2 separate regions of the Homo sapiens genome follow, and region 1 is linked to region 2. A link is a contact called in ENCODE Hi-C data. All regions are on one chromosome and are shown on one strand. The core of a region is the stretch at or near the end of the contact, and the rest is flanking DNA. Distances in the headings are between cores, read along the strand shown.

The links. A loop is a pair of places that touch in the nucleus more often than their neighbours do. Pooled maps may share reads with other maps.
Region 1: a map with no recorded cell type shows a loop between it and region 2 (12-fold over the local background). The contact joins two enhancer-like sites. A Hi-C loop is called at or near these places in 2 of 37 single-sample maps with no recorded cell type and 1 of 50 pooled maps.

The regions. Positions count from the first base shown.
Region 1 is chr6:163,707,320-163,710,019 of GRCh38, reverse strand. No RefSeq gene overlaps it. Among named protein-coding and RNA genes, the nearest start is that of QKI, 290 kb to the right of the region's middle. RefSeq lists an enhancer at 1,567-1,686. Within about 2 kb of position 1,289, at least 7 of the 41 ENCODE cell types and tissues checked have a DNase peak (open chromatin) inside an H3K27ac peak, as active enhancers do.
Region 2 is chr6:157,560,294-157,562,993 of GRCh38, reverse strand. The region is part of intron 2 of ZDHHC14 (zDHHC palmitoyltransferase 14); the gene reads right to left. Among named protein-coding and RNA genes, the nearest start is that of MIR3692, 33 kb to the right of the region's middle. RefSeq lists enhancers at 817-896, 1,017-1,096, 206-1,179, 1,457-1,586. Within about 2 kb of position 1,343, at least 6 of the 41 ENCODE cell types and tissues checked have a DNase peak (open chromatin) inside an H3K27ac peak, as active enhancers do.

The sequences.
Region 1 (2,700 bases), core at 40-2,539, 6.1 Mb before region 2:
CAGGGTTGGCAGGGGATGAGACGTGGGGGCTCCATTGACTGAGCTGCCTAAGTACACGCTGCTGCCTTCCATCCTGCACCCCTTCCCTGCTTGGCCACAGTCAGAGCCAAACTGGAATGAACTGCACTGAAGAGAGAAGTGGCTGCCTCCCCTCCCTCCCTGGGCCACAGCCCTGGCTTCCTCTCCTACAGGAAGGGAGGTAAAGCCGCTCCTTATGAAGGATGTGGACTCAGGAGGGGCCACACACAAAGGGGAGCCTGTCACATGGGGGGAGCAAGTCAGGATGTTACTAACAATCAAAAGCTTCCTTCAAAGGTTCCTGTTTAATTAAAAATTTCAAAGCGTAGGACTTCCAACCTGCTGGTCTCCCCAGGACACCCTGAGGGTCTCAGGGGAGGGTGCACTCAGACAGATGGTGCCTCCCCACCCTATCAGCCACCCCGGCCTCTCTCCTCAGTATCTCCAATATAGGGTTACCTCTTAGGTGGTCCTAGAGAACATTTTATTCTAGTGGTCACCTGGCTGAATGCACAGACGTCCCCTGGGACATCTTGCTGGCGCAGAGAGGGGGGCCTGAGGATACCATCACGGGCAGGCACCGTTCCCAGGACAGGGAGAGAGGAAGCAGATTCGTGCCCTTTCTTCATGGTGGGCTCATCACTGAACAGAAAGGAAATCACTGTCAGTCACTCCAGCTGCCAACCTGGGTCTCCCTTCTGCTGCTGCTGGGTAGCAGGCAGTTTTGGTGACCCCAGGTCATGCACCCAGGGGGATTTATTGCCAAGGTTCCTGGAGGACATCTGCCCCCACTGTTCCCTTTGGAGCGTCTCAGTAAGAGAACCCGTAATGTCTAAAAATAGTGCATGTCAAACTTCATAAGGTTCTAGAAAGAGGCCTAAGTATAGTTATCCACTAATAAATTAAGCCGATTTTGAGAAAGATTAGCTATAGGGGGCCTTCTCAAGATTTGATTACGAAGATAAAGTGCTGTATTAAAATATTACAGACTATTTGTAAAGCAGTATGGCACATAAAATGAATCTCAAAATAATAGTAAACATTTAAATAGCATGGATCTTTTTGCCTTGTATTTTATAATCATTTTTCAATCCTTATTATACTAAAAGCCCAGGATTCTCATTTTGTGGATATGGGGAAAAAAAAAAAAAAGCAAGTCTAAGCAAATAACAAGAAATCTGGTTTCACAACTCCTAGCCCAGTTAAGTTCTCGGGACAGAATGAGGTCCAACGTGGTCAACAAACATGACATCATGCCACCCACGAGCTGGACACGCGACACCTGGGGCTCCAGCTGGCCATGCAAAAGGGTGAGGTCTCCATCCCTCCTTCCGTGACAAAAGTAAGCTCTCCTTTCTGAAGAGCCCTCAAGCCAGAGACTGAACCCCCAAATAAAAATACAACAGAGGTCAGCTCTGAGAAACCAAAATGACTCATCACCTCACCTCCTGTCCTAAGTCCCTGGCTTCTCACACTCTCCCCTCTTGACTGTGTTTCGAGGCAAGGAAAATACCTATCATTGCCAATTATGGAACCTGTTACCAATGAAGGCCACCTTGGCTGCAAACTTATCTTTGATATGGGACATTCTCCATTGCTTGTGGTGGAGAGAACAGACCCTTTTCCCTTCTATGGTAATATGCCCCAATGGAGGTTTTCCACCACGTGAATAATCTAGACGACAGGTTTTCTGTGTAGCATCTTATGCCAATCTACGTCCCTCGTGCACAGCTTTGGAGAAGGGTCCATAGCTCTGTCTAGAGGCCCGTCCACCCTGAGCCCAGAACATCTCCATCCCTCAGGCGGCCGCCTGCAGCAGTGCAGCTGGAGGAAGTAAGTATTTTAGAGCATGTTTTCATACCTTGCTACTAGAGAAGTGGCAAAGCACTCTTGTTTTTGAGAAGTGATAACCTCTTAGAGATGAAAAAGGAAAAAGCTAAGGGGAAGCACTGAGCTGGGGAAACTCTTACAAATCAAGAATCTTATAGCAGAAGAGTTTTGCTTCTTTTGGAAACTGAATCAGTGTCACTAGTGGAATTACACCCCCGTGGGGGATGGGGGGGCACTGTTGTCTGGCAAACAGTGCAAGTCATTTGTCACACCTAAACACGACTAGGTTACCCTCAGCTACACCGTGTCTCCCACCGTGTGACCTGTGATTTCTTCCTGCTCTCCTTTCCATCTGTGTCCATAAAGACTTGGAGTGAGATCCGGTTTGCTTTTCTGCCTCCTCTGTCCTATTTGCCAGAGAAAACATTCTGGAATTCCTCCCAGGAACCTTCCCCCAGTGGTTTCTGTCCAGCCATCCGCATTCTGTCCTTTGGGGAAATATTTCTCCTACCATTCTGCACCAGCAGGTGTGCTAACGTAAGCCTGTGCACGAGCACCACTTTGCCTGAAGATCACATCTGTCACAGGAGTGTCTGTTCTGTGGACAACACTGAGGAACGCCTCTCTTTCCTCATGCCAAGCCACTAGCCCTCCACAGACACTTTCTAAAAACTGCCACCCACATCACAAATGGCTGCTTTTACTTCTCTCTCTACTCTCCCAGCTCGTTTTAAATGCTCCAGCTTAAATTTATCACATGTCCTCACTGGAGTTTACGGATAGCTTCTAATGTACCCTAATTCTAGAGTTATGGGAGAGAGGAGCAAATAAAGTACAGGATGTGGCTAAACC
Region 2 (2,700 bases), core at 94-2,593:
TTTCACCTCCTGGGCAGCCTCTTGTCAGGAATGCACAGCTCTTGCAGGGCAGGGGTGGGGTTGGGGAGTTCTAGGTTCTTCCTTGACCTGGGCACAGTGGGTGCTTGGGGGGCGGTGGGAGGCGGGAGGGAACCGTTGTCCTGAGCAGCTTCCTAGCTGACACAACCTCCATTTTCTGAGGAGGCTGCCCCTCTCCACAGCACTACACTTCACACACATAAAACGCTCCCTATATATGTGAGGATATTTTAAGTCAGTGACTCTCAAACATTACTGTGCTAGATGCAGATTCCCAGGTCCTGTCTCCAACAGACTCTGGGTGGTGAGCTCAGGACTGGGCCTGGAACCTGCCTGCGAATGAGCTGCTCAGGTGGCTCATCGAGTGTCTGCTGACCTCAGCGAGAGGCAGCAGCTTAGGGTCCCCTCCCTCTCTGTACCTGGAGAAGTGGTAGTCTTCACAGACCCTCTCGGGAGCCCCCACCCCAAATCTGCCTAGAGAATCGCATGGAGAGCCCAGCAGCAGCCCTGGCCCCACCAACAGAAAATGAGGGGCCAGCCAGGGACAGCGGAACAAGGCAGAGACCCCTCGCCACGCTCACAGAGCTTCTGGCCCAGGAGTCCCAGCGTCCACCCTGGGAGCTTCTGCAGCGCCTTCTCTGAGGCTGCACCAGCTGTTCTCACGGCTAAACCCCAGTTGGGCATCCCTGGTCCCCACTTCTGCCCTTCATTGCCCAGGGCTGTGGGTGTTGTGGTCACAGATGGACTGACTTATAGGCCCTTCCTCTCTCTTCTCATGGTTGCCAACCAGGCTACTGCAGGTCCCCACAGCCCCTACGCCCCCAGGCTGCAGCTGCTCCGTCTGACTGCCCCACACATGTTTTCTGGATACCTTCAAGCTGCATCTTCTGCCCCTTCCCTGTGAAAAGCTGTGTGAGTTGAGGAACTGAAATCATTTTGTTTATATGTTATAAACACCCAGGTTTCTCACTGAACCCACAAAAACCTCAGATACTAAGGGAAAAAAAGTATCTAACCCTCTGAGAACATCTATGTATTCTGCGTTTAACTTTTAAATTCAGGGCCCAGCACAGTGGCTCACACCTGTAATCCCAGCACTTTGGGAGGCCAACATGGTGAAAACCCCACTTATCTACAAAAAATACAAAAAATAGCCGGGTGTGGTGGTGCACACCTATAATCCCAGCTACTTGGGAGGTGGAGGCAGAATCACTTGAAACCAGGAGGTGGAGGTTAAAGTGAGCCATGATCACGCCACTGCACTCCAGGCTGGGTGACAACAGTGAAACTCCATCTCAAATAAATAAATAAATTCAACTCAACAATTCAAGAGGTCTGGGTGAGAGCACCTGCTCTGTGCCAGGTGTGCGTGTATAGTTTCTGTTTCCTAATTATAAACTGAGGGTGGCTGCTTTGTCATTTTTGTCCCCCATGTGTATCTGAGCGCCGGGACAGCAGGTCTCACATGCGCGCCCGTCGGACACTCTACCTGCTGAGTCAGAATTTCCAGGGGAAGGTGCTCACTTGTATATGTATACATTTTATTACTGAAAATAATACACACGGTAAGAAAAAAAGCAAGCAGGTAAACATTTCCAACCTCCACGGGATTCTATTCTGCACTACGATGGCAGCCTTCAGCCTAGACCGTGTCCTGGCACGTGCCAGCTGCTCAGCAGGTGTTTGATGAAAACTCAGCATGGCCTCTGAGCTTTGTCCCTGGCCCTGACCCCAGCAAGGCATGCTTCTTCCACACACGGGATAGATTGTTTTCAATGAAGCAGAGTGAATGTCGTTCTCAGGTGTAGTTGCAAGAAGCCACACTCAGCAATGCTCTCTGAGGCGATTTCCAATAAAGGACCGCCTTGCACAGGGCAGCTAACACCCCCACGCTCTGAGGACCTGGGCTCCCCGAAATGTCCTTCTGCACTCTGCATTTAAATGCTGACTATTTTTTGGTTTTAGTTTCTTATGGGCTTCCATTCCAAACAACTCATTACAGTCTTGTTCAATTTCTTCTTTCTCATGTTCTAGTGGGTTCGTGATTAGACACGCCACGCCTCATAATGTTGTGCTTGGATAAGCAATCTGCTATTTTCACAGCTTCTTCAGGTTAATGCATCCGTTCCTCATAATGCTTCTGTGAGTCAGGCAAGGCCGTGGGATCCCATTATCCAGATGAAAACACAAAGCCCCTAGAGAGAATTCGTGATTTGCCAAGGCCAAGGCAATGAGTAAGAAGTACTGCTTAATAAATGTTTGCTGAATGCATATCTATTAATGCTAGAGTTTATGTAATGACATTTACTGATTTTTTTTCTTCTAATTATAAAGGTAACACATGCTCATCATAGGGAATATCAGAAACGTACAGAGAAAAAAACTAAAATTACTTGCCAGTCCAATCACAAAAAAAAACTTGTTTATATTTCCTTATAATTCCTATATATATTAAGATCCCAATGTACATCCAATTTTGTATTTTGCATATTTTCATTGAAATTGTATAAGGATAACTTTTATAAGCCATTAGATATCTTTGATATCAATATTTTAAGACGTTCTAACAACGTGGCGTTTACAGAAGCAGATTGCAAAGGTGATTCACGAGGACGTGGTGGTTGGCCATCTCTCTGGGATAAGTGGTCTTCAGCCGGGCACCTGCTGCCCCACAGGCTTTTG